Regions from separate parts of the Mus musculus genome. Here all the other regions are linked to region 1. A link is a loop called in an ENCODE intact Hi-C map of the cell type or tissue named here. Cell type or tissue: left cerebral cortex. All regions are shown on one strand.

Region 1 (4,000 bases):
CCTGGTTGTTTTGAGGAACTGGCTATATAGACCAGGCTGGGATGTAAGGTCTGTTACCATGCCCAGCATCCCGGTTTCTTACCTTATCCTCTTGTATCTGTATTGTGTCTTTCTCATTGTATCTGTTTTGTGTCTTTCTCATTGTATCTATTTTGTCTTTCTTATTGTATCTGTTTTGTGTTTTTCACATTGTATCTGTTTTGTTTCTTAATGTATTTCTCATTGTATCTGTTTGTTATTGTTCCCATTGTATATTTTGTACTTTCTTAATGCATCAAAGCACTCTTACATTAGATTTTTTAAAGGAAAGGGGAAAGATACAGAAACAACCTAGATAACTTACCTAAAAAACTTAGAATGAGTAAACCTAGAATGCAAAGGTTTTGTTTTTACTTAACTCCAGAATTAAATTTAACAGTGTCACCTCTCTGAGTGTAGATCATGTGATCTCTTGAGGGCACTAAGGGAACGAAATTAAGGGCCTGATGGATGTTGTATTTTCAGGAACCTTTAATAAGAGACAGTTACTTTCTACCAAGGTGCAAGATTCACTTGGAAAATCTCTCCAAATAATCAGGGGTCCCACTAAGAAGGGGCACTGATCTTACACGAGGAACAATGTTAAACATTCATCATATATCTTTTCTGAAATGAAAAATTGAAATCACTTCTAGGCTTACTAACCCCTTGGGCTTGTCACTGCCCTTAGGATCAAGTACTAAATTCTGTCTATGGAAATAATTGATTATCCATAGCCTTAGTCCCAAGTTCCATCTCCACTCAACATTTATAGAATATGTAAACATGTATTGATCATTCAACTTTATTGAATATTGCAAATGTTGCTCAAATTCCTCCCTAGGGGAGGCATTAGCAGCATCTACCCTTCCTCCTAAGGTCCACAGACAAACCGAGGCACCACGCAACCGAAGTTCACTCTGGAAAGCAGTGAGTTCATTGGACTTCCTTGGATCACAGGTGAGGGGTTACTTAGTGAAGGGTAAGTGCTCTTTTCTTAGAGGCCACACTGAAAACTAACATGACCCAGCAGGGATGAAGGCTTTCCACTAGTCACACAGATGGATCCCCACTCTCCTAGCTTCTCAGCCTATATACACTCTAGCCTTTCCTGGAGGCCACATGCAAGGAAGGCAGATGCACATAGAAAGCGTGGTAGTAAGTGACTGGATACCCAGTGTGGGGCTCCTGAGCCTCACTCCCCTCTCTGAGTGAGATAAACAGTCAGTAGCCACAGCTGGGATGTTCATTTGCACCAAGATGACAGTTGTTTGGCTTGGAGGACAGTCCTGTTCAACATGTACGGTGTGTGCTAGAAGCCAAAAGGCAAGAACTCTTGAGTTCATAGTCTATTGAGAGATGAATATTACTATGACAACCTCTTAACGGCCTGGTTCATCTGCAACAATGGCTGGGGTGAAAGTAAGTCACAGTTCCTGCCTGTTGTCATCTGAGGTTATATATAGCACCGGGCCTCTCCTTTTAATCTTAAAAGGTTTAAGTTTGAATAAGAAATTATTCGCACCCCCACCCCCCACCCCCAACCGAAGAACAAGAAAGCACTGCATTAGAGTCACAGAGGAAAGGTAATTCTTGTTTTTGAGAGCTCTTGCGGAGCACTCGAGTGACATCTTACAAACTCGACACTGTGTAACGGTGTAAATGAGGTCCCTATTCTCAAAAGACATCTTCTCTATAGAACAGGGAGTAATCAGAACAAGTTAGTGCTGTTCAGGTCTGAGTGAGCCAGAATCTGGCTTTACATCAGAGCCTTCCTCTTTCAACACACTCTTCCCTAGGTTCCACCGCCAAGGGTGGAATTCACTCTAGGCAGCTTCTAGCTCCTCACTCACCTACCAGAGCAGCCCAGCATCAGATCAGCTACTGGTGAACCAGTGCTAGTCACTTACCCTCAGCCAAAGACTGGACAGAGAGCATCTGAATCCCGTAGCCAAAAGTGGGTTCCCAGAAACTTGGATGTTTGAAGTCTCAGGTATGACTCTCAGATGCCCGCCCTAGTTCTCCCCCCACGCCCCTGCCCCGTGGGCGCGTTCATGTGGGCTAAATACAGCCCTTCCCTTGCCTCTTCCCCTGCGCTTCAAGTCACCTACTTTCCTCAACTCACGTGAGTAGCTATCCTCACGTGATCGTGGGTCTACCATGCGTGGACACCCACAGCGCATTACACTTCTCCCTGTTAAGCCTATGTCAGATGTATGTACAAGGACCCCGCCATTTCGCCTGCCACTCAGACACTGTAATTATTCCAACATCTGCTGGGGGTGGGGGTGGGGGGAAGTCCTTCTTAGTGGTGGAGGAGCCCTCCCAGTTCCCTGTGCTGTGAGTCGCACCCACTTGTCACCCGCTTCTCGCCTTCGCTGTGCACCACACCCCGCAGCCAGGATTGAGCTTGCACGCCTCCGGGCCCTGGGTCATCCGGTCTGTCTCCGGGATCCAATATCACGTCCACTGACCTCTTCGCACCAGTAACCTCTCCAGTGTGACACGGTGGGAAAAGCTCTGGAGCAAGCTCACAAACGGCTTAATTTTTCCAGCGAGCACTCAAGTTTTTTTAATTAATTAATTAATTTCCCTGTCCCCAGCAGCGGTGGTTGGGTCGTTCACGACTAGGTCCTCTTTTTCTGGAAAAGCGGTCCCCAGCCCGGCCGCACACCACAGCGACGGCTTCCAGCAGCTGGTTTAGTCTCCTTTCTGATGGAAGGCCCAGCAGACCGGCAATTCTTTCCTCGTGGGGCGCGCTCGGCCCTAGTAAGTTACCCACCGCACCTTCTAAGAGGGCTCCTCCGGGTGGGGCGTGTCACCAGGTCAATTTTCCAGAGGTACAACCTCTGCACCCTGCGGTCCCCTAGCCTCCCTGCCCCACCCCATAGCAGCCCCAGGTGCCGGCTCCGCGCAGCGCGTGGCAGCTCGGGGTTGGGACCTCCGCGCCTAGGCTTTTACGCGGACCCCAGCACGTGTTGCAACAGGGGGAGTGTCGGGCAGTGTCCCGGCACAGGACGCTTTAATGGGACGGAAGAAAGCCACAGGAAGGAAGGTGGCTGACTTCAAAGCGTATCATCTTATCAGCTGACCAGGATCACGGTTCACCTGCTGCGTTCGTCTGCTCGGCTGGGGCTGGGGATCTCTCTGCACCCCCGTCCCGGGGCAGCTAATGGTCGAGTCCAGGCGGGAGGCCATGTTGCTGGAATAAAGCGGGCGGGGCGGCGCGGGCGAGCAGATGCGGCTGGAGGCGCGCGGGAGCCGGGCGCGAGCAGGGCGCAGCCGCGAGGGAGGCGCGGGGGAGGCCAGCGGGAGCCGGAGCACCAGCAGCAGCCAGTGTCGGTAAAGAGCAGCCAGAGCCACAGTCGCGATGGCCGTGGCGGTGGGGAGACCGAGTGTGAGTACTGGGGCCTCACTTCTCTAGCGTGCTGATCCCGGGGCGCCGGGTGGTCTCCGCTTCGGGGCGCGTGCGGGTGGAGACTTGCGGGGATCAGGAGGGGGGCTCTGGGTGGTGGCTGTTGGGGGCTGTGGGTGTGTGCATGAATTTGGGCGCGCGTCTGGGGCGGAGGGGAGCTTGGGGAGCCCGCAGGCTCAGAGCCTACCTGATGCAACATTAGATCGCTTTGGCGCGCCCCTGTTTCGGGGATGTGGGAAGAAAAGGACCCTTCTGTGAGGCGCCCTTAGAAGAGATTGCTTGAGCTGCTGCTTTCCCCAGCTACCTCTCTCTCACGGCGCACAAGGCTTAGCTGGTGACAGAGGAGGAAGGCGCTGACTGAGGAGGGTTTCCTCGCGGTTCTCTCGCGCCCTGGGGGCGATCCGGGCATGAGAATTGGGTGCTGAAGCGCTGTGTCACACGGCCGTAGAAGCGGGTCAAAGGGGTGGGATTTCCGTGGTGGTTTACTCCCCCCCCCCCCGGGTGCATTGTGAAATTCCGGACACCCTCAGGCGCCCACCCGGGTGACCCGGGCCCTGCCCAGGATGT
Region 2 (4,000 bases), 71 kb after region 1:
TACAAGCCCCGAGCTGGAGGCGGGCCCTCAAGATGCTGGGCTCTTTAAGAAATTAGTAAAATTAGGAAATGGTTCTTCACAAAGAGTAGCCCTCAGCACCTGTCTCATAGCAAAGCATTAGATAGCTGGGAAGAACTTGTTTCTCTCTCATATCTGGGAAAGTTGTTTTTCCAAGGAAATGCTATTGCAGCAGAAATCTGCTCATTGGGAAGAATGGTGGTATTTAAGCACTGCCTTGCTGGGCTGGCACAGCCTGGAGTGGTAGCCCTGGGGCTGACCTTGGAGCCAGATGTTATTACCCAGATGTTGGGCCATCAGCTGCATCCCAAACCCGGACTCTGCCTCTGCAGGAGAAGACTCACCATTTGGCAGGCAGAATGATTGAAAGCTAAAGGAAAGATTGTGAAGCCCCTCCCTCCGCAGCATCAATTCCGCCACCCTCGCCTGGGCTTCCTTGAGCATGGAGGGAGAAGCTAGCAAGACATCCTCTATGCTTTCTGGACCTTAGATCTTAAGAGGGGTGGCGACACCCCCTCTGGAGCGTCACCCTGCCTCTCAGTGAAGTCACTACTGATGGCCTTCCTCTCCTTTGCTCATTTTTCTTGTAGTTGAGAACGAAAACCACTGTGATTTTGTGAAGCTGCGGGAGATGCTGATCCGAGTGAACATGGAGGACCTGCGAGAGCAGACGCACACTCGCCACTACGAGTTGTATCGGCGCTGCAAGCTTGAGGAGATGGGCTTCAAGGACACGGACCCCGACAGCAAGCCCTTCAGGTATGAGCTACACAGCAGACAGGTGTGTCTGCACCATGGAAAGGGTTGCTGGAGAGCAACTATGTATCTATGAGGCTTTGTTACCTCAGTAGCTTGGCGTGAGGTGAGGTGGGGTTAATCAGCGGGTGTTAGGAAAACCACTTTGTTGCCGGGCAATAACCACTTTGCATTATCATCTTAGCTAGGTGATGCTGTGGATATTGGCATTGCTGCCCGTGTTTACAAGTATTAGCATTCAAAGCGCCGAAAGTGTAAGCAACCTCCTAAAGTCCTAGTAGTTAGGGAAAGGAGGCTGTTCTGAATCCTTGCTTTTTTGGTTCCTGAGCCCTAGCTCCTGACTTTGTGGGGTTTAGTGCCTGTCCCACACCCTCACAGGATGCAGCTGCTGGGTGACATTTGCCCCCATTCATTTGTCTTAAACAGTTTGGACTTTCTAAGGCTCTTAGCTTTTCAGGTATCTTTTCATTATAAAGCATGCAAGGATGTCTGTATGCCTGTGTTTGTGTGTCTGTGTGTGCAAGTGTCTGCCCACAGAGGCCAGAAGAGGGAGTCAGATCCCCTGGTGGTGGGATTATAGGTGAGCCATATGACGATTGTGCTGGGGACCAGACTTGGGTCCCGTGGAAGAGCAACCAGCAGTGTAACCACGTCTCCAGCCCTCAGGTGTTCTTGTTATCTCACTGGTGTACAGCTCGCTCTGACAGAGGGTAGGAAAGGAAAAAGCCTAGGAAATGTATATGATTTCCCACATCACAGATGGATGGACACCCAAAATGTGCCGAGGAGAAAAGTAATTGTGGCTAGAGAGACGACTAAGTGGTTAAGAGCACTGGCTGCTCTTACAGAGAACCTGGGTTTGATTCCCAGCGTCCACATGGTGCCTCAAGGCCAGCTTCAGCCCCACGGGATACGACATTCTCTTCTGGCCTCTTTGGTCACCAGGCACATTTGTGGAGCATAAACATACATTCAGGCAAAACACCCATACATATAAAAATAAATTTTAAAAAACTTTAAAAGGGGAGAGGGGGCTGGAGAGATGGCTTGTGGATTAAGAGCACTGACTGCTTTTCCGAGGTCCTGAGTTCAACTCTCAGCAACTACATGGTGGCTCACAACCATCTGTAATAGGATCGGATGCTCTCTTCTGGTGTGTCTGAAGACAGCTACAGTGTACTCATATACATAAAATAAATAGATAAATCTTAAAAAAAAACACTTTAAAAGTAGGCTCAGGGCAGGGGATAGGGAGGTTGGGGCAGCAATCAGGATGTAAAATGAATAAATTAATTAATGCAGGGGTGGGGAAGGTAGACTCAGCACCCTAGCAATTGTCCTCCTTTCACACCCCACATCCCCCCCCCCCCCCATTGTTGGAGAAAGTTTGGGATGAATGGAAGGATAACTCTGAGTCACTATGGAAGGTTGCCACCTCCTGGTAGAAGAAGGGATTGTCCAGTTTGAGCCCAAGCCATTTCTTAAATAGGAACCTCAGTTGCGCCAATGTGAGGTTTGTCTGGACTCTGAGCCTCTTCTGATTAAAGCCACAGTGCCTTTGAACAACCAGTTTTCCACCTTTTTTGGGTATCCCTAGGACATACTCTGAAATCTACAAGCCGTCGAACTGATGGCTGGCCAAAGAACCTAAGGCTGTCTGTCAGTGCTCACTGAGGCAGTCTCCTCCCAGGCCTGAATGGCCCTTTGGTGGAGGAGTTCTCTCTTGGAATCACTTTGGAGAAAGATCAGTACTTCTGGGCTGATTCCCCGCATGGTACAACTGTGCATTCCCATAATCATGTCTGTGTTTGGTGAGAACAAATGCAAATCTCACACAAAGGACTTCTATCCGAGAGGTTAAGTTCTAATGAACTTAGTATCATTTCATTAAGTCCTGCAGGCTTGTGAAACTATCTCCAACCAGATAGGATGACTCTGTGAAGGTGTAGCAAGTCCGTCTGCACTTGCAATGAATTTCCCAGATGATAACCCCATAAAGTAAGCCCCACTCTAGGCTTATTAAGATAATTAAAAAAAAAACTGTTTTGTTTTGTTTTTTAATAGAGTATTTGTTTCTATGCACAAAAGTGAAACAACAAGCTTTTGTGAAGTTGAATGCATTGGCCAGGACCAGTGTTGAGGAATGCTAAGGAACCCAAGTTCAAGTCCTGACCCTGCCACTACTCGTGTCCTTAACCCCTCTGGGTGAGATCAGGGAACAAATTAGACTTAGCAAGAGGACTTTCTTTAGCGGTTCAGATCTATTGACTGTATAGTCTCGTCACAGCTTTCTCTATAAATGCCTTTGTTCTGAAACAGTTGAGTATGACATTCAGTATGAAACTCAGGCTCTGAGTTCTGCAGAAGGGCAAAGTACAGGATTCAAAATGAAAATTAGACACCTCCCCACACCACTAGAAACTGTACCGTGGCCTGAGCCATCGCGGGTTTCTACCCCAAAGCCCCGGCTTTAGAAGGTGGACTTCTCGCTAAGCCTGTTTGCCCTTTGAAGGGTAGTGGGAGGTGAGGAGTAGATGCCTTCCTCAAGTGACGCCTGACTCAATTGCACGATCTTATCCTGTGGAGGTGAGTGTCACTGTGCCTGAAACCCCTGTGCAGGGGACTGGAGAGCCGTGCCTACCAAGGTCAGCCAGTTGCTGAGGCCAGAATTACAGCTCTGTCTGAGTCCAGCTCCTGTCATTTCACCCGTGATGCTAGGCTGACTTGCTCTTGCACGAAACCTGGCTGATGAGCTGTAGTCCTTCGGCGTTGCCCTATGCTTTTGGACGTGTTTGTCTCTGTCATGTTGGCATAAATAAGAATAAAACTCTTGGTTTGAGCTTCAGTGTGGTAAGCAGCAGTTGAGCTTTTTCTTTTGGAACCAGAGAGGGAGAAGTGGCGTGAAGTGGGATGTACGATGCTGTCTTATGCCCTGTCTTGCTTTGCGGACTCTTAATAGTCTTCAGGAGACCTACGAAGCAAAGAGGAACGAGTTCCTGGGGGAGCTACAGAAGAAAGAGGAGGAGATGAGACAGATGTTCGTCATGAGGGTGAAGGAGAAAGAGGCGGAGCTCAAGGAGGCAGAAAAAGAGGTGAGCTGTCTGTCCTCTAGGAGCGGACGCTGGCATTTTCTCAGCATGCTGCGGTTAGTGAGTCTTCACAGTGGTACAGAGTGCTTCCCCTTCCCCGTTACCACAAGAGCAGCTTCCCCACCAGGCAAGGAATG
Region 3 (4,000 bases), 180 kb after region 1:
AAAACAATCTAGGGAATTTTCCTGCCTCCCGACAGATACTCCACTCCGTGTGAAAGTTAGCCCTGCCTAAGGCATCTAGTTGGTTTGGTTTTTGCTCTGCCTTAGGAGAGGTGTCAGCTTAATAACAACGTTAATTATAATAGACAATAAATGATAATTTATGGGCGATCAAGAACCAAGAGGCTGTGGGAGCCTTCATTAAAACCAAAAGCAAACAGTACAACCATAACCTCTAGAAGCACACTTATTAGATATCTATATACCCTCATCAATCTGCAGTTTTTATTGAAAGGTCCCTCCTTTGAACTTTTTATTATGGAAAAAAAATTTCAAGGCACACAAATGCACTCACAATTCTGTAATGCAGTCTCTACTACCCACCGCCCAACTTCAACAAGTCAGCTGTGTAACCAACTAGTTGAATTTAGCTTTTTTTCTTTCCTGAGTCAGATCGATTAAAAAAAAATTATCTCGGTAAGCATCTTGGAATGTTAAGAGCTTGACTGTTTATTGCAAAATACACCGGTGGTACAACTAAGAAGTTCAGGACGCCCTTCTGCACTCCTGGAAACGCTGTTACAGAGTTATGTGACCTCGGATTTTCGGGGTGTGACCAGAGGCGACAGCCTCGGGCCTCGCCTAGACTGAGCTAGAGTTCCTAGGCAGCTGTGGACCCCGGCACGTAACCGAGCACCACAAATGCCACCCACCCAAGCATGCGCAATCCAGACCCCAGAGTTGCTAAGGCCCCGGAAGAAGATAAGAGAGTCGGGATATATTGAGAGCCAATCAGAGGACGCAACAGCCAGTCGGCCAGCCAATCCAGATTCGAGATTAAATCAAGTCCTCAGCAGTCGGCTTGCCCCACCCTTGTCCAATCAGGGAGCCCGCTACTTTGGGCGGACTTTTCAAAACAGCGAAAACAAAACAAATCGGGGGACCTTTAAAAGGTGTGAGGCGTCCAGAAACTGTCTCCTTCCGCTCTCCGATCGGCTCGCTCATCTTTGCTCCCTTCCGGTTCCATTCTGAAATGAGGCTGGAATCCAGATTCCACTCCCTACCATAGATCCTGGCTCCGCAAGGCCAAGAGGAACAGAAGGGGCCAAGAGAGGCTGGGAACTGAGGCTCGGAGCAGGGACTCTTTTTCTCAGATCCACTGGGCGAGCGAGCGAGGATCCCTCCGCGCGCAGTCACGCGCCCCGCCCCTTGGGGGCGTCGCAGACTCAAAACAAAAACAAGGGGTTTGCTCAGCTCCGGAGGCTGCGGCGGAGCCGGGAGGAGGTGGCGGTGCAGGGCGGGCGCTGAGCCCCGCTGAGGAGCAAGATGCAGCCGGGGCTGTGAGGCCGGGCGGCGGCGGGGAGGTCGGATGCGGGTCTCGGGGTGCCGCTGAGGAGGCTGGTCCCTGAGCTCGGAGACGGGTCCGGACGCCCCCGCCGCGCCGGTCCGTGACGCCGGGGCCGACACGGTGAGTGGGCCTCCCGGGTGGCTCTGGGTTTGGTGGCTCCGGGTCTGGATCGCGGTTTGCTTTGATGGTGGAGTCCCCCAGCCGCAGCTGAGGGACTGACAGGGGCTCCAGGGTGTTCTGAGGCTATACGGTGGGTTGACAGCCCCGGGGCTTCGCACCGTTACTGAGCCCAAGTATTAGGCTACTGCTCGCTGCGGGCGTACTGGACTCCCCACTGTCTCCCCAGCATCCCCCAAGCTACTGGGCCGCCCTGTCTCGAGTTGCGGGGCTCGTCAAAGCTGCAGAAGCTGCGGGGGTAGCTTGGAGGTGGGCTCCGCGACGGGCTCCCGGGGCGGGGCTCCGAAGCCGCCTCCTTCCAGTTCTTTGTTCAGTCTCGAGACTCCCCCTCCCTTCTCTCCTATTGTGCAACGCCCCGCCCCAGAACCCGCTTCGGTGGCTTCAGTCTTCCGGTCCCCCGCTTTCCTCTAGGGCCTAGAGTCTAGTTAGAAGTCCCTGCTGTGCTGTCCAGGTGATGCGGACAGTAGGGGACATTACGCTTCTTGGACACTTTTCCTGTACGTCAAACGCTGTCGGCCACAGAGCTGATCAGAACTAGCCCTGGCCAGCGGAGGTGACCGAGATACTGCCCCCCCATGCCACGCCTCCATGTCTTTAGGGGAGGATTCCCCTGAGGCTGGCGGACGTGACCGATCCCCCCCTCACCCGGTTCTGGCTTGCGTGATCTGGGGCGCCCCTAGCTGGAGGGATCGCGGCCAGCTCCTTCTGCTCTCACACCCTACGTATCCGGATTATATTCTTAACCGGCCGCGGTGTATTTGCTGCAGATGAAGGATTTGGGGGCCAAGCACTTGGCAGGTGGCGAAGGGGTTCAGCTTTTCGGATTGTTGAACTTCTACCTGGAACAAGAACAGAGATACCAACCTCGGGAAAAAGGGCTGATCTTGATGGAGGCTACCCCGGAGGTAAATTTGAGAATTGATAGGACTTGGGGGAAGGTGGGAAGGTAACTTTTTGGTTTTCCTCGTACCAAATCAGTACCAAAGGCTAAAAAGTTAAATCCAAAATTGGCCTCACCGTACTAAGAAAAAACGTGAAACGTGAAAGGGTTCTGCTTTTGTTTTTAGTGAATGTGGAAGTTATACCAAGTGTACTGTAGAGGCGTTTCTTCTGGTGGTGGGAAATTCCTAGAGAATATTTCTAATAGGATCTTAGATTGTGTCAGAAAAACCTCATCAAGGAACCCACATTCTGCTGTAACTACCTTGGGTGGGGCAACACTTCACGTTATATTGAGTTGGCTAAAGTTCTGTATTGGATAAATTTTAAAAGTAGTGATTTATCTGAACGTAGTGTGATAGCTTTAGGAGGTCATGTGTACAATGGGGAAAACTAAAGGGAGAGTAGGTTTTGAACCACCTCTATTCCATTCTAAGAAAATAAACTTTGATTCTTGGTTTTTAATTTCAGAATGATAACACTTTGTGTTCAAGACTGAGAAATGCCAAAGTGGAAGATTTAAGAAGTTTAACTAACTTCTTTGGATCTGGCACTGAAACTTTCGTTCTGGCTGTCAATATTTTGGATAGATTCTTGGCCCTTATGAAGGTATTTAATTGCTTTTTATAAAATCCATATTATATTTTATATCTTTATTTTTTGTTAATTTTTATTTTATCTTTTGATACACGGTTTCTCTGTGTAGCTCTGACTGTTGTGGAACTAGTTCTATAGACTCGGCTGGCCTCCAACCTCAGAGTTCTGCTCGCTTCTGCCTCCCACTCCCAAGTGCTAGGGTCAAAAGTGTGTGTTTCCACTTCTGACAAATCAACATGTTTCCAATGGCCAGTGCCCAACACAGTCTCTAACACATACAGGGCTCAATATTTGTCAAATGAAATGTAATAAAGCCTCCTGATTATAAACTTATATTAGTCAAATTGTGATCATTCATACTAGAGAGACTGGAAAACTGTATTTCTGCGTCTTCAATAAGGTTTTGCTGTGCCTCTTAAACATGTCCTCTAGTAAGACATTACAGAGGCAGGCCACTATACTTTAAGTACTCTGTGCGTGCTTCCAGGGGTTCAGGGAGTCAAGAAGAATTAACTAAAATTCACTTTGTGAAAAATACTGTAATATCTGTTACAGGCTCATTTATAAAAGTGCCCAAACTGAGTGAGAGGAAAGAAGCTAGACTTTTTATAAAAATAAAATACTGTGTGTGGTGTGTGTGTGTGTGTGAGAGAGAGAGAGAGTGAGAGAGAGAGATTTTCATTAGTTATCCTGTTTCCCTTGGAGCCTTCGTGGTTTTAACACTGAAGCAGGACAAAGAAGTATAAAATTATGCTAACGTTGATCTGCTCCCTTCTCTGTAAGGCCCTTCAAAGCAGGCAGCCACCGTCTTATTAATAGTCAGCAGCAACCGTTAAAAACATGGAAATTCTCTGGCCAATAGGATCGCTGTCAGCTGCTGGGTCACTTTTTAGGGCCCTGAGAAGAAAAGGGCAGCCATTTGTCCGCAGCAGCAGCTGTACA
Region 4 (4,000 bases), 89 kb before region 1:
AATCCAGAAACCTGGGGCCTCCGTGGGTGCAGCAAACTCATGGTGCTCCCGGGGGTCACTGGGTTCCACGGTATGCAGCCTAAAGTGTTCTCAAGTCTCACCATCTCTCTTCATCTCTGTCACCTAGACAGTTATGGATTCTCCAGGCCCCTATTCCAGAGCCCTCGACTGCCTACACTTTGTCCTGCCCAGACCTTGGCAGCCTGCCTAGCTTACAGCCCTCAGCAACAAGCCACCACACCACATCTCCCCTGCCTCCAGGATCTTACACAGCCCAGTATAAGAGGATACAGAAGGGAGGATACAGAGGGAGACCTGATAAGGACCAGGAGGGATGCAAAGGCTATACCAGCCACCGAACAGGAGCAGACACAAAAGTCCCAAGAAGGTGCCTCTACTCTAAGAGCCTCTTGGCTACCTTTGTCTCTACAGTCAATCTCTCTCTCTCTCTCTCTCTCTCTCTCTCTCTCTCTCTCTCTGTGTGTGTGTGTGTGTGTGTGTGTGTGAGAGAGAGAGAGAGAGAGAGAGAGAGAGAGAGATTTGTATCTCTAATTTGTCATGTTAACCGTTTTTAATTGTACTATATATCTTGGCAAGTTGAATGTTTCTGTGGTTCAGTCCCAGTTACTCAGGAGGCTGAGGCAGGAAAATAGCATAAGTCTAGGAGTGTAGGGTTAGTCTAAGTATTACAGGAAAATATTCACTTTTTTTCCTTTAAAGTCAGGGTCTTATGTAGCCCAGGCTGGCCTTGAATTTACCTTGAATCTCTGATCCTTCTGTCTGCACCTACCTAGTGCCAGGATTAGAGGTGTGAAACCATGCCCAGTTTTAGTTGGTGCTGAGGATCAAATGTAGAGCTTTGTGCATGCTAAGCAGGTATTCTACCTACTGAAATATATTGGAAATCCCAGCCCCGACACTTTGCACAAAGAGATGACTGCACAGCTTGGTGGCATCAGACGTATTCACCTTGTTACACATCGGTATCAGCACCTCTTATCTCTAGAACCTTCTAACCTTGTAGGCTGAAACTGTGTACTTAAACACTAACTCCATCCAGTTCCCTTCAGGTGGCCTCTCGAAGACACCCTTCCAATGCTTTTGAGCATTTGGCCACTTGAACCACCTTATAAAGGGTCTTCAAGTTTGATGTGAGAATTTTCACCCTTTTGGGGGAGAGGGAGACTAGGCAACATCTATCTATCTACCTACCTTCCACATAGGATCCCAAGGACAAAGTTCAGTTCCACCCAACGTCACCCCGAGGAAGCAATGAGTTTATTAGGGTTATTTACAGAGCATGGGTGGGGGGTCCTGGATGGGAGTGTGGGTGACATTAGAGAAGCCACCCAACAGCGATGATGATGTCCCCAAGGCTGAGGTTGGAGCACCTTCCCCTACTCCTTCCTTACCTATATACTCTACCTACCCACTCCTTGAGACCACAGGGCCATGTGCAATTAGGGAAGAATTACATATGACTGATTGGGAGAGATGACTGGATACTCAGGTGAGAGTCCCGTGATTCTCTCCAGCAACAAGCCCAGCTGGGATGATCTTTTGGGAACAGAGCAACCTCCTGAAGGTGGCAGCCTTGTGGCCCAGAGGAGAGACTGTACAGCAAAGCTTCTTCTGTACTGTAGCATGAGTCAGAATGCCACTCCTTCTGAAGGCTGAATAATATTCTATTGCATGTGCATCATACACTTTGCCCAACACCCTTCTTCAAGCATTTGCGTTGTTTTCCACTTTTTGCTACTATGAACAATTTTGTTATGAAAATCAGTTCACAAATATGAGTGTCAATCTTTCAGTTCTTTGGAGGTAACATCCTCAGAAATGATACTGCCAGGTCATCTGGAATAATTACCCTTCAATGCCTTGTCTTTACTGTGACCTTTCGATGACACACCAGAAGAGGGTGTCAGATCCCATTACAGATGGTTGTGAGCCACCACTTGGTTGCTGGGAATTGAACTCAGGACCTCTGGAAGAGCAGCCAGTGCTCTTAATCACAGCGCCCTCTCTCCAGCCCCCACTGTGAGCGCTTATGAGACAAAGAGGGAACCTTGACGTAAATATTTGTTGGGTAGCTATTGTTAGCTCAGTGGAAAGGATTCCATAAGAGCTAAGATAAGGGCTAAGGAGAATAAAGGGAGTCCAGACCCTCATGAGGTTGGCTTTTCGTTATGCTTACAAAGCTGTAGGCCCTGATAAAGGAGAGGTCAGACACAGGGCTTCACATTCAGGCTCCTGTCTTCTAAGTCCTACGTGTGTTCAAGCTCACAGGCTGCAAGGGGCCAACTGAAGGAAAGAATGGGGCGTTACTGCTTAATCTGTACGGCTCAGCTTCTGACACCATTTACGGGAAGGCAATGACTTGAAGATACATCTTTACAACCCAGATGCTAAAATGTTTTTAATGGTGCTCTTGAATGGACTCCTGCTAACTACATGTTACAACACAAGTATACGATACCTTGAAAACATTTGTGCTAAGTGAAAGAACACAGCCTCTACTTGTCATACATACATGATTCCACTTATTTTATCATTTTTTAAAAAAGATCTACTTGCTCTTTTTGCCCCATCTACTGTGAGGATGAAGACCATTCGCAGCAATCAGACTGTGGACATTCCAGAGAATGTCGAAATCACTCTGAAGGGGCGCACAGTCATTGTGAAGGGCCCCAGGGGGACTCTGCGGAGGGACTTCAATCACATCAACGTGGAGCTGAGTCTTCTTGGGAAGAAAAAGAAAAGGCTCTGGGTTGACAAATGGTGGGGTAACAGAAAGGAACTGGCCACCGTCAGGAACATCTGCAGTCATGTTCAGAACATGATCAAAGGTGTCACACTGGGCTTCCGATACAAAATGTGGTTTGTGTATGCTCACTTCCCCATCAACGTCGTCATCCAGGAGAATGGCTCTTTGGTTGAAATCCGAAATTTCTTGGGTGAAAAACTACATCCACAGGGTTTGGATGAGGACAGGTGTTGCTTGTTCTGTCTCTCAAGCCCAGAAGGATGAGTTAATCCTTGAAGGAAATGATATTGAACTTGCTTCAAATTCAGCTGCCCTGATTCAGCAAGCCACAACAGTTAAAAACAAGGATATCAGGAAGTTTTTGGACGGCATCTATGTGTCTGAGAAGGGAACTGTGCAGCAGGCTGACGAGTGAGGAGGCCTCAGTTCCTGGCTCCAGAAACAAGATCCTGATCACAAGAACAATTTGGGTTCTTTTGGGAGAATAAAAGACTTATATATTGAAAAAAAATCTACTTATTTATTTTATTATACAACTGTTCCATTTTCACGCACATCAGAGGAGGGAACCAGATCCCATTACAGATGGTTGTGAGCCACCATGTGGTTGTTGGGAATTGTATTTAGGACCTCTGCTCGCTCCTGCCAAACTCTCTCAGTCCCTGCTTGCTCCAGCCCACAGATTTATTTATTATTATACGTAATTACACTGTAGCTGTCTTCAGACACACCAGAAGAGGGCGTCAGATCTCATTAAGGGTGGCTCAGGGTGGTTGCAGAGAATTGAACTCAGGACCTCTGGAAGAGCAGCTGGTGCTCTTAAGCACTAAGACATTTCTCCAGCCCCCCAAGATTCCACTTACATGAAGAATTCTAAATGCATGCATCTACAGAGAGTAGTTTGTTTAATGGATATTCGTCTGGGAAGATCGGAGATCAGTGTATAGGAGCTAACCAGTACCAGGCTGCCTTGAAGGGCAATACAAATATTCTAGAATTGATTGTGGGGATGATTTTACAACTCTGTGGTAATATTAAAAGCCTCAAAATGGTTCACTTAAAATGGGGGGGTCTATTTCTCGATATAATTGTAACCAAAAAAAAAAAATGATGGCTCTTAGAATGAAGAAAATATAAGAATAGAAAAACGGCAGGGTCGGGGTTTAAAAGAGAGATTGAGTCTGTTAAAGAAGGATCTAGAATGCTTTTGGAGTACACATGAGTGCTATGGAT
Region 5 (4,000 bases), 190 kb after region 1:
GACACACTAACCTCCAACAAGGCCACACCCCTGAATGACCACTCCCTGGTGACCAAACATTTGAGTCTATGAGCCTATAGGGACCATTCTTAAATCGCCAGAGCTTCCTACTTTCCCTGTGAGGCATCTGTTCTAGGATGACCCTTATTAAGTAGCTTGGGCAAGCTACAATATGCTCTGCTTCAGATTTTAATTTACTGTGAAGTATTTGTGGTCTCTTCAGTCCCTTGCATTGTGTTGGTTTTCTTATTAGATCTCTCTGGGTGACTCTACCCATGCCTCTTCTTCTACTCCTAGTTTTTTATGTATTTATCTTAGACCTTTCCATTGAGCTTATTAGTCACCCTAGCCATTCTACTGGGAAGTTTCTGGTTACTCCTAAACCTGTTCTTACCTCTATCTCACCAAGTTAGAATTCTACCTGTTCAAGGGAAAAACCTGGCTAGTATTTTCACCTCCTGCTTGTTTACTGGAGAATAACTACCCTCATTTGGAGGATGTCACTTATACTGTTTAATCTCCTTACTGATTCTCCTTTTCTACCTCTTGTTTGGTTTACACATAAGTGTGCATGCATGTGCACACACACACACTGACCCTCCTATAATAGTGTTTACTATGCTATTCTTGATATCTTTTATTCCAGGTTTACTTAGAGCTGGTCCCTACTTGCTGCCCATTTAACCCTTTTAAGTATGCCAGTAAGAATGTCCTGAAAATTTGTTCAAAAGGATCCACTCAGTAAGAGAAACCAAGTCTACTCTGAACCTATTGCCGGGCTATTGTTGGCTTGTTTTCCCTTGCCATTTCCTGAGGCTAAAAAATGTTAAGGAAGCTGGCAAGCTGGCTGCTATGTGGAGGAAGATGGGCTGGAGTGTGTGAGTGTGCATGTGTGTATGCGTGTATGCACTTATGTGTGTGCTCGAGAGTGAGTGAGCATATGTATGAGCGTACATGTGTGTGCCCGTTTGTGTGTATGTGCATGTGTGTGTGAGTGTGAGTAGGCATACCTGTGAGCATGTGTGTGTGCATGCATGCATGTGTGTTATTACAAAGGGACTCACAAGCTTGCTATTATTTAATAATGCACCTTTCTCAAGGAATTGAGTCAGATTGAGACCCAGGCATCTGCACACATGACCACAGTGTGAGGAGAGGCTTCCATTTGACCTCGTTCTTGATCCACCCCTTTGAGTTGACAAAAAATTTGGCTCTTTTGGTTTGGATGTTGTGGTTTACAGTGGAAGCTGGATGTGTTTTGCTATTGTGCTGGTGTCCTGTTGGGTCCTGGGTCTCCACCCATGTGACCCTACTTCCACCTCTTGCCCTAGGATTGAGATTATGTAAGTATTGTGTTTTAATAAACCCCTTTGGACTTTAAATAAGAGTTTACATTGAAGTTAATTATACAGATGTTGGCTGCAGAAGTCTCATGGCAACTTAAACCATTTTCTTGGTCTAGGATTTTGTTTTTTTCTTCAACTCCTGTCATTTAAACACTAGATTGTAGCATGATGTGTCCCCTACATCCTATCTCCTACCACATAGGCAAGTTCTGATACAGACACACCACTTCATTTATATAAAGGGAGATTAAGACACTCATTTTGTCCCTCCTTTTTTTTTTTTTTTTTGTGAAATGGTGGGGTTGAATCCAAGATGTTGAACATGCTAGGCGTGCCCTTTATCCTGGAGACTCTGTTCCAAAACTCTTTGGAGTACAATTTTCCTGTAAACACCACAAATATCCAACAACTGTCTGTGCTAGTCACACAGAGAGTAGATATCAGACTGGTAGATAGTCTCCCAAAGTGGCAGTCAGGCACTCTAACCCCCACCATCACCCGCAGCATTGTGATTTTCTTTCAGTCAATGAATGAACCCTCTTTCCCTTTTATTTTGGCTGCTCTTGTGTTGACTTGTCTGCCTACTTTAAAGTGCAACAGGAGAAGGTGTGTGTGTGTGTGTGTGTGTGTGTGTAAGTCTAGGCTTTAACAAACAGGTAGCTACTCTTTTTGCCTTCTTGGCCCTCTGTTTTATCACAAAGGAGTTTGCACTAGACCTGAAAGATGTGAGACCACGTGGAAGGGGTGTTAAGAATGAAAATCCTCTTGATGTTCTGGGTTTTCAGCTAAACACCCTGGATCCTCACCTGCAAACCCAACCCCTACAATTGGTCCTGATCCACCACAGACCCATAAGAAAGAAGTCTCTTGAAGCCTCTAGGCTTTGGGATGGTGCGCTACAGAGAAATAAATAGCTGAAACAAAATATTCATGGCCAGAGGGTGATTATATGAATGTAATGTTTTTATTCCTGAAATGGATTTATGTCGTTGGCGTTTTACATAATACGGAGTGAAGTGTGAACACACACCGATTATCTCCTTCCTTTGATGAAACCCTTAACAGATCTTGGTTCCTTAGCATCCAGTTCAAGCTTCCTTACCATGACTCACTGGATGGCTGTCTGAACATCCCCTGTGTGCCCAAACCAAACTAAGTGCTTGCTATGTGACACCAAACGCATCCCCATCCTTAGGGAATTTAAGGGTGAAATATAACAAATCCTGTCATTTGAAAAGCCCGTGATAATGCTTCCTTTCAAGAAGTTCTCCCACAGCATCCTTGTCAGTGCCATGTGTTGTTTTTATAACTTAAATTTGCCTTCTCCCAACAGTTTTCTGTTGCCTTCGCCTGCTCTCTTCACCTGTCTTTCCCCTGGAGGGAGAGGCTGTTGGTGGAGAGGCTCTTGGTGTCTCTTTTCTTTGCGGAATGCCCAACACTAGGTATATCATCTCCATTTTCTCCAGCTGCTGCGTGGTTTTATTATAGGTAACAGGCAACTTTACTGACTCTACACCATGCCAAATGCCTGACATGGATTATTTACGCCTTGTTCCAAAGCTATCCGATCAGTCCTGGTACAGTGCTAGGCGTGTTAGAGAACTTAGGTTCATTGATATTTCTCTGGTAGGCAGGACTGTGACCCAAACCCATCTGCCTGCCAGACACTGAGCTCTTCATTTCAGCGCTCAACTGCCCCGAAGCTGATACCATTCAACCTGAATCGGCGGCAGAATTCATATGAAGAACAGTATTGAGAATACCAGGGAAATCAAAATTACACTCTTCCTGCTCTGTCTTTAAGGGCTTATGCCCATAGAAAGGAAAAACAGTTAGGATTCAGAGCTAAGGCATCTTTACTTACTCTGGAACCGGATTAGACCAGAAATGGAATGGTCGGGGCAGTCTAGTACCAAAGCAGTTAGGACTTAAAGCAGGGATTTCTGTGTTGGTGCTGGGATTGAGTCCAGGGCCAAGCCCGTGGCGTATTCACTGCATACTCACGCCATTACTGAGCTCAACCCTAGCCCTAGAGCAAGGGATTTTAATTTGACCCCAGACCTGTGGCGCTTAGGCTTAAGAACCTTTCCAAACACATACCCATTCAGTTCTTACACTGATTTTATAGTTGATGCTTCATTATTATATTCTGGGACCAAGACTTAGAGCAGTTCATGCTTAACTAGAGTGGAACTCTGTAAGAACTGTCTTGTTAAAGGCTTGCTTACTTTTTCCCCATATTCTTATTACCCAACATAGCAATTACCTCTGGAGTACTTCCAGTAATTATTCCACAGGGCTGGAATATTCTTTTCCCTTAATTGGGAACTTTTTATGAGAAGAGATGATATATTCTGTGTCCTTTTTCTCCTTCAACCTGCCTAACATAATACTGGGTACAAACATATTCCCGTGTTGAGAATTATGCCTGGTCATGCCTTTGACATTCTTGGTTACAGCTATCCATAATTTGCAGAGGTAGACTTTTATGCAAGTAAGGACAAATTCAGCTTCTCTAAAGCCAGGGTTTCAACAGAGCACACGGGAGGTCCCAGCCCATCGCTCTAGATACTGCCCTGCACTGTATCAAAGGTGAGGTGTAGAGACAAAGACCAACTGGCATTAGGTTCCAGCAGCTAGAGCGTCAGGCACTG
Region 6 (4,000 bases), 96 kb before region 1:
GGCTCTGCCTCATTATTAAAAAATGGCTGCTGGGACTGAATTCAGAGTAGGAAGGAAAGGAGAGAACACAGTAGTAAACAGTTGCTTTCCTTAGAAAAGCATTTTCCTCCAGCAACATTGCAGCAGACTACCATGGATATCACATGTGGTGAGCCAAATGGCCATTGTTAGCTGCAAAGGAGTCTGGGAAATGGAAAACTTAGCTTTTGTAATCTCTGGGGTAAAATGAATAAATATTTTGTGTGGGCTAAATAATAGCATTTGTTGCATTTGTCATAAAACTTTAAAAAAAAGATTTATTTTACCTTTTATTTTATGTGTGTGAGTGCTTGCCTGCCTGTATGAATGTGTACCCCATATGCACCTGGTGTCTGTGCAGTCCAGAAGAGGACATCAGGTCCTCTGGAACTGAAGGTTAGAGGTAGCTTGAACCACCATATTGGTACTGTGAACCGAAGCCAAGTCCCCTGCAAGAAGAGCAAGCGCTCCTCCTATCTGCAGAGACATCTCTCCAGCCTCTTGCTATAGAACTCTTTAAAAGAAAAAAAGATGTATTTATTTTACATATATAAGTACACTGTAGCTGTCTTCAGACGCACCAGAAGAGGGCATTGGATCCCATTTCAGATGGTTGTGAGCCACCATGTGGTTGCTGGGAGTTGAACTCAGGACCTCTGGAAGAGCAGTCAGTGCTTTTAACCGCTGAGCCATTTCTCCAGCCCACTATAGAACTCTGAACCATGGACCCTGTTCTAGTAATAACATGAAAGCAGGTGGCATGCAGGCTGTAAGCTAATAACCAACTGCTGAGCCTTATCTTGTAGTCTAATGGGTCGGTCTTCTTACCCAACAAATTACTTACAGTCAGCTGAACTCGTATTATCTCGAAATGCAGGAATAGAGGACCAGGAACCTAGCTTGACACTGACATTTCCAAGGAGGAAAGAGAGTGAGCACCTCCACCCCCTTGTCCACCTCATTTCACCGCCACTCCCACCGAGGTCCTCTCTAACTTCAGTTCCTATTCCCATGTTCCTCCGTGACTGACAGTCATGCTTGCTGCTCAGAAGTTTGCAGGTCAAATGGCTTAGCTTTTCTGAGTTTGTCCTTGATCTCACTGAGGCTCCATCACAGCTGGCAGACCAGTTGAGGGCCTCACCCACATTGCTGCTGGTTCTGCTGGCTGTCAGCTAGGCAGTGAGACCTCAGGGCAAGGCTTCCCTCCTTGTCAGCAGAGTTGTTCAAGCTCAGTGAACAAGGTCAAGGCTTCCCAAGAAAAAGAGCAAGCAAGCAGGGATGTGTGTCAGGCGCTTTTGAGGTCTGTGTCACATCTTCTGCTCACATCATCAGTCACAGCAAGTCACAAGGGCTGGATATGGTCACACACAGCCATAGTCCCAGCCCTGAGGCTAAGGCAAGAGGACTGGAAATCTAAGGACAGCCTTACTACTACATAGTGGGTTCAAGGCCAGCCTGGACCAAATAGTAAGACTCTGTCTAAAAACAAGACAACGATAAAACAAAAACCAAACACACACACACATACACACACACACACACACACACACACATATTTTAAAGGCTCTAAAACAAAAACCAAAGCAAGTCACAAAACTGGTTTAGATCTCTGAGATGGAAAAATAGATTCTACCCTGCCACAGGAAAAGGTGCCAAGTCACACAGGAAGAGCAGGCAAGCGAATGGGAAACCAAGGGTCATTTCACAAATCCTAACCTCCTACTCTTCTGCGTCCTGGTACTGCTACCCTCAACATTTGCTGAGCTGGTTAACAATCTCTGAGGCCAGGCACAATTCACTTTTATCATCCACCTCTGATGATTACACCTTAATTACACCTCTGAGCTTCAGTCAAAAGCAGCTTCTCATTAGTAGGAAGTGGCTATGGGGGAATGGGCTGACATCTGTCAACTCCAGTGGCTGTCAAAACTGAAAAAATTAACTTTATATCACTCAGAACACATAAAGCGACAGCTATCCTCACTACATAACTCATTCTGTGTTCTATGATGTCTGGGATACAATTTTTAAAAATTATTTATTTATTTTATGTATATGAGTACACTGTAGCTGTCTCCAGACACACCAGAAGAGGGCATCGGATACCATTACAGATGATTGTGAGCCACTATGTGGTTACTAGGAATTGAACTTGGGACCTCTGGAAGAGCAGCCAGTGCTTTTATTTATTTATTTATTTATTTATTTTAAGATTTATTTATTATTTATATGTAAGTACACTGTACCTGTCTTCAGACACACCAGTAGAGGGCGTCAGATGTCATTACTGATGGTTATGAGCCACCATGTGGTTGCTGGGATTTGAACTCAGAACCTTCAGAAGAACAGTCAGTGCTCTTAACCACTGAGCCATCTCTCCAGCCTTCAGCCAGTGCTCTTAAGCATTGAGCCAACTTTTTAGCCCCCGAGATACAATTTTTAAGAGAAGTTGTGTTTGGCAATTTCCCTTCACTGTGACAAAATACTCCAGGCCAATCAGGTTTAAAAAAACAATAACAAAAACAAAACAAACAAACAAACAAACAAACAGACTCAGTCCCTAAAAACACAAGGGAAACAGCAGGAAAGAAAAGCTCATTTGGGTTTACAATTTGGGAATTCTAGTACACAGTCGGTTGGCCTGTTGCCTGTTGTAAGACAGAGCATCTTGGTGTAGGCCTGTGGGGGATGCAGCTCACATCTTAGCAGCCAGGAAGCAAAGAAAGAGACAGGAGGTGGCGGGACATACCTCCATGCCTTCCCATGAGGCCTTGACTCCTAAAGAGCCCATCATTGCATGACAGCCTCCAAGATCCCAGCTACAGCCAGGTCCCACTGAATTACCTCAGCGCTCAAAACCAAGCCAGAGTCTGGAGTTTAACAGTACAACCACCCCCTGGGGCCAGCGACTCCGTTTGCTGACGTGAGTTGGTTTGTTAATGAGGTACTGGAGGTTGAACCCACAGACTGCGTGTGCTAAGCATGCTCTCCACTCAGCAGCACGTCCAACCCTCAATTTTGTTCCTAACTGATGTGTACCTACTTGTAGGCCACAGATCTTGACACCTGCTTATAGTTTCCAGAACGGATTCTCCCATCTGCTTGAAGGCTACACCCATCGATACATGCTTTACCCTCCCCAGTTTGACGCTAGCCCCTGAGGATCACTATACTGTTCTGAACTGCAACAAGGTCAGAGTTTTTATAGTCTACAGATGAGTGTCATCATCAGGCAACCCTTGCCCGTCGGTGTCTGGCTGATTCCACTTATCATAACTTCTCAACCTATGCTGATGGAAATGACAAGATCCTATTATTTTTATGGCCGAGTCTTATCCCATTGTACATAGATGGCTCACACACTTCATCCAGGCACTGGAAACACCACTCTTCTATGCAAAAACAATAGCAGGTTCAAAGGGCCTGAACCTGAAGCTTGGAGGACCAAGTGGCTAACAGGGCTGGAGCCTTCCGCTGGGAGCCTGTCAGGAAGGCGCCTGTCAGGAAGGCCGGTGAGAACAACTCTTTCAGCAGGAGTTTCTGGTGTTTTCCAAGCAGGGAAATGACATGACTGGATTACATTTCCAAAACAGCTTCTCCGGACTTCATGGACAGTCCAAGATGATTCCAGAACTGTTTTTTTCCCCCAAATCTAAAACAAGCCTGGAGTACTTTAAAGACCTTCTTAAGATGTTGCTCTGGGGCTATCTCATGTTCCTCCCCAGGGCTCCTCTGGAAAGCAGAGCCCAGTGCAAATGGATTTGGAAAAGCCTCCTTCCGTCAGCTCCTGTGTTCATACCATCCCTTGAGCACTAAGGGCCCACACATGTGCAGGCCACACTGCCCTCCAGTCAGCCTGTTTACTCAGGGATGGTTTTGTTCTTCCAGCTTGCATACCTTGCAACAGCCTGTGCAACTTGCGCAGCCCTTTAAGTCTTGGAAGCAGCCCTCATCTCCCAAGGAGAGTCTCTCCATCTCTGCT
Region 7 (4,000 bases), 360 kb before region 1:
AATGTGTTTGATCAAACAGAGAAAAACTGAAGGCTGCAGAGGATCCTAGTAATGTTATGAAGACAATCGAAAGGTGACTCTAGATGCACCAAGTAGCCTGTGTGGGGATTGACTGGTGTAGACTGTCAGGGCAGACTGCTCTCAAGGCCTACTGTCACCTCATCACAGGAATGGGGAGGACTCTCAGGAGCACCCGAGGTCTGAGAGATTAGTTATAAATTCGAGGGTTCGCTCTGATCTCTGCATCCTAGTGCCTTGATGTCTGTCTGTCCTTTGGCACAATGTCTTGGTGAATGTTAGCTTAATATTAAAATTTGAACCAGAAAGTATGGTTCCTTCAACTTTTTCTATCTCAGGACTTTTCCAGATATTCTTGAGTTTTTATATAAATTTTATAATTAGCTTATCAATTCCTGCAAAGGAACCAATGGGGATTTTGGTAGCAACTCCACTGGATCTATAGATCCATTTGGGGAATGTCAGCATCTTAATATTATTGCCTTTGATCCATTCTTGTAAGATCTACCCCCCTTTTAAAAAGATTTGTTTGTTTGTTTGTTTAATGTATGTGAGTACACTGTTGCTGTCTTCCGACACACCAGAAGAGGGCATCAGCTCCCATTACAGACAGTTGTGAGCCACCATGTGGTTGCTGGGAATTGAACTCAGGGCCTCTGAAAGAGCAGTCAGTGCTCTTAACCACTAAGCCATCTCTCCAGCCCAAGATCCCCTTTTGTTTGCATTTTCTTCAGTTTCTTTGACTACTTTCAACTTTCTGGTTGTGTTTTCTAGTTCTTGTTACAGTAGTGTAGTAGTTTAGACTGAGCAGTTCGTAACTAGCAGTTGTTTATTGTTCACAGTTATGACAGCTGTGAGTCCAAAATCTAAGCATCAATAGATCTGTCATGATGCTGAAGTTGCTGGTCCAAGAACCACATTGTGGAAAGCACAGGTATTAAATTATATTAGTTTAGTGGAGCAAGGGGAGACCAGCATGGGATAGAGATGGAAATGGTTGTAAATAACTGAATGGGCTCTCAGGATCTCTCCTGGTTTGAAACCTTCCTGTGGAAATCAAGCTTCATATGACAAAGTCAGTGTGGTAAATAATGATAGTGAGAAATGCAGACCAAACCAGTGAAGACTCATTTGAATTCTTTTTCTGCCAGAATACACTCGTGTACCTTGGGATAAGTTACTCTGCCCCTCTAAACCTCAGTTTCCTTAAAAGTAAGACGGGGTTAACAATAGTTATTGTCCTTAGGGAGACTGGAGGAACTCAGTGAGTTATAAAAGTGCGAAGCACGGCACCTTATCCATAGCCAGTGCTCTGTGCTAGCTCTTATGGTGAGCTGGCCCGGTCACACATGAATGTATGTTTCACTGAATGAAAGAAGCATTTGTGCATTTGTGCACACTGACCTTTGCTGCCAGGTAGAAGACATATGTGTGCAGATGACAGGTGTGTGTTGCAGAGAAAGTGTGTTGGGTGGGGAAGGGGCTGTCCTTGGTTCCAGTCTGAGCTTCCATTTATCTGTGAATCAAAGTTGGACTGAAGAATTTCCAAGCTCTATCCTGCAGTCACATTCACTCGTTCCTCTCACAAACACAAGGTGGCACCAGAAGACAAGACCTTTGCCTGCTATTTTCCCCTTAGGAAGAGCTGGCATTCTGGAACTTACATCATATTATAAAAGAAAGATGCCAAATGGCTTCCGTTTGTTGCTACTTTGGTGGTCCCTATGAGGCCTTAATGTGCCTAGAATAATGCACATGGTATTACCAAGATTTCCCTGTTCTTCCAATCCCCAAAACCTTACGTGATTAACCATTTCTCACCCATAAGCTAGGGGTCCAAGGGAGGTAGCTGTGTGCTTTATGAGATGAAAACTTCCTTCTAGAATAGGAAAGGATGTGAGTTGTAGATGTTTGGTGGGTGATGCTCACCCAACGTATCTCACAGGACACGGGTATGCTACCAGTCTTTTCAGACATGGTCCATTTACAAGTGACATGATCTGTGGGTTGGGAAGCTCTGCTCCTTGGTTGAGGTTGGTGAGGCTGGGAAGGAAGAAGGGGGTAGAGAGTGGGAGCTGAGCACAAAGTGAGATGGAAGCAGACACAGACGGGACCAGCATCCAAAGCCGGAGATGGTGATTCTAACGATTTGTCAGGAAGAAGCCGGGTTGTGGGTCAATGATCCATTAGAGACCTTAACCGTGACATGGAGGGGAGCTGGCACAGGTACTACATTAAAAGATCCCTTTTCTCCAGGGAGTTTGGGGACATCCAGCACAGTGGAAACAGAACTGAAGGGCTTAAGAGAAAAACTCAAGGACCAGGTTGAATGGTTTGTATGCATCAGAAGGAGACTGACGTGTGAATTCTAGATGTTTGATGGTCTCATCGCATCCTGTATAACCTTTATCCTCCATATTATCCAGCGAGTTTCCTAAGAAAACCATCTGGAAGTGGAAACCTCAGAAGGCAGGGAGGAGGGGGGCCCTGGTTTCCAGAGCAGACCTCCCTCCTTCTCTCAGCCGAGTAAAGAGAGCAGAAAGTAGATCTGGAATGTGGGTCAAAGTTCCTCGGTGCATCACACAGCCCTGTTAGAGCTGTCCCCTCTGCAAGCTAGAGAGCATAAAACGATGGATTAACCCTTGAGGTTGCTGGTCTTTTTGGTAGTTGCTATGTAAGTTGTGGCTACCTGGCCTGGTTAACAGGCTGAGACAGGAGTGGAAGGCTGCACTGGTCCTTAGTATGGGGACTTAGTATGATAGTAGGGTGCTGCAAAGTCTCTTAGTGAGGGGTGCCTCACTAACTCAATTCTTTTGAGACAGGATCCCACTATGTAGCTTTGGCTGTCCTAGAACTCACTATGATGACCAAGCTGGCTTCATACTCACAGAGATCTACCTGCCTCTGCCTCTGCCCCGCCCCTGCTCCTGCCCCTGCCTCTACCTCCTAAGTGCTGTGATTAAAGACATGCACCACCATGCCTGGGTAAACCCAAATTTTTTTTCAACAGTGGAAAGCTTTATAGATCTAGGGTGGAACATGGTTAGTTAATATTTTGCTGAAGTACTGGGAAGGAAGAAGCTGGGTTGGGTTATAATGGACTTCCTTTACAATGCTGTGGAACTACCCAAAGCTCTATCAGGTCTTATCAAATTCTTGTAACCATCCCCTTAGGCAAGCAGGTATGCTGAGTCACATTAGCCTAGCTGGGCGACTAGAGTAAGAGATTAATTAACCTTGCATCTGATTCCTGATTTTCCTTGTGTTCTGGGGACCTTCTGTAGAACTATCACACTGTCAAGCCCTTCCTGACTCCTTCGTAGACATTTTGATTGTATATTTCACCTCAGAAAGGGAGCGAAAATGATGTTCATGCTGGCTGTAGGAGATGGGGTGGGAGCTGGCTAGGCAGTACATGTCTATCAGTCTCAGCGTGGAGCACCAGAGTTCTAAGGTTAAGGCCAGCCTGGGCTACCCACTGAGTTCCCATCTTTAAAAGGAGTAGGAGACAGGGAAGCTGATTGCTGGTTTGAATTCTAATGTATAATGGTTGGGGTATAACTCTATAGTATCACAGTCATAGATAAAGTGGCTTTGAAGAGGAAAGAAACCGGGTAAGTAATGACTAAAGCCTTTAAAAGAAAGACGACTTGATCTGGGGGTGGGGGCAGGAAGATCATGAGTTCAAGGCCAGCTTCTACTACCTAAGAAATTGAGGCTGGTGTGGAGTACCTGAGACCTCTCTGTCTCTCTCTGTCTCTGTCTCTCCCGCTCCTTCTTCTCTGTTTCTTTCTCTCCCCCCAGCCATTGCCTCCCTCTCTCCCAACCTCCATCCTTAAACATACACACACTAAAATTGAAAAGGCTTGATATGATGGATACCCACAAAGATAAAAGCGCTATGCCTAGCTGATAGACTCTGGAAGGATATTAAGAGTAAAGGACAAATCAGGGACTTAAGACTCAGATTGACTCACCTGGG

Evidence for each region. A loop is a pair of places that touch in the nucleus more often than their neighbours do. Peaks named below come from ENCODE experiments on the same cell type or tissue, not always from the same donor. Only the 100,000 strongest peaks of a DNase experiment are listed, where the experiment ranks them.
Region 2: a loop joins it to region 1, with 4 times the contacts of the local background. A loop is called at or near these places in 23 of 42 quality-filtered maps.
Region 3: a loop joins it to region 1, with 6 times the contacts of the local background. A loop is called at or near these places in 20 of 42 quality-filtered maps.
Region 4: a loop joins it to region 1, with 4 times the contacts of the local background. A loop is called at or near these places in 10 of 42 quality-filtered maps.
Region 5: it touches region 1 in a loop (2.6-fold over the local background); 20 of 42 quality-filtered maps call a loop at or near these places.
Region 6: it touches region 1 in a loop (2.2-fold over the local background); 11 of 42 quality-filtered maps call a loop at or near these places.
Region 7: it touches region 1 in a loop (3-fold over the local background); 2 of 42 quality-filtered maps call a loop at or near these places.

Annotation. Positions count from the first base shown.
Region 1 is chr5:93,090,183-93,094,182 of GRCm38, forward strand. It overlaps Septin11 (septin 11), which reads left to right and starts at 3,234. Exons shown (of 10, transcript NM_001009818.2): 1 at 3,234-3,415. The coding sequence starts at 3,389. In left cerebral cortex, no CTCF peak of the experiment used is centred here; DNase peaks (open chromatin) are centred at 2,170, 2,378 and 3,251; H3K4me3 peaks cover 2,278 bases; H3K27ac peaks cover 2,093 bases.
Region 2 is chr5:93,161,516-93,165,515 of GRCm38, forward strand. It overlaps Septin11 (septin 11), which reads left to right. Exons shown (of 10, transcript NM_001009818.2): 7 at 609-777; 8 at 3,734-3,866. Among named protein-coding and RNA genes, the nearest start is that of Ccni, 43 kb to the right of the region's middle. In left cerebral cortex, CTCF peaks have their summits at 1,347 (motif pointing right) and 2,244 (motif pointing left); a DNase peak (open chromatin) is centred at 2,234.
Region 3 is chr5:93,266,333-93,270,332 of GRCm38, forward strand. It overlaps Ccng2 (cyclin G2), which reads left to right and starts at 1,241. Exons shown (of 8, transcript NM_007635.4): 1 at 1,241-1,465; 2 at 2,290-2,427; 3 at 2,933-3,070. The coding sequence starts at 2,290. In left cerebral cortex, CTCF peaks have their summits at 1,171 and 2,203; DNase peaks (open chromatin) are centred at 821, 1,180 and 1,857; H3K4me3 peaks cover 2,992 bases; H3K27ac peaks cover 2,359 bases.
Region 4 is chr5:93,001,228-93,005,227 of GRCm38, forward strand. All of the region lies in intron 1 of Gm36764 (a long non-coding RNA gene), which reads right to left. It also overlaps the pseudogene Gm6450. Among named protein-coding and RNA genes, the nearest start is that of Gm36764, 5.8 kb to the right of the region's middle. In left cerebral cortex, CTCF peaks have their summits at 1,575 (motif pointing right) and 3,492 (motif pointing right); DNase peaks (open chromatin) are centred at 755, 1,639, 3,098 and 3,367; H3K27ac peaks cover 3,606 bases.
Region 5 is chr5:93,277,175-93,281,174 of GRCm38, forward strand. No RefSeq gene overlaps it. Among named protein-coding and RNA genes, the nearest start is that of Ccng2, 12 kb to the left of the region's middle. In left cerebral cortex, no CTCF peak of the experiment used is centred here; a DNase peak (open chromatin) is centred at 2,254.
Region 6 is chr5:92,993,721-92,997,720 of GRCm38, forward strand. All of the region lies in intron 1 of Gm36764 (a long non-coding RNA gene), which reads right to left. Among named protein-coding and RNA genes, the nearest start is that of Gm36764, 13 kb to the right of the region's middle. RefSeq lists an enhancer at 3,547-4,000. In left cerebral cortex, a CTCF peak has its summit at 2,101 (motif pointing right); no DNase peak of the experiment used is centred here.
Region 7 is chr5:92,726,847-92,730,846 of GRCm38, forward strand. All of the region lies in intron 1 of Shroom3 (shroom family member 3), which reads left to right. Among named protein-coding and RNA genes, the nearest start is that of Shroom3, 45 kb to the left of the region's middle. In left cerebral cortex, a CTCF peak has its summit at 1,614 (motif pointing right); a DNase peak (open chromatin) is centred at 1,623.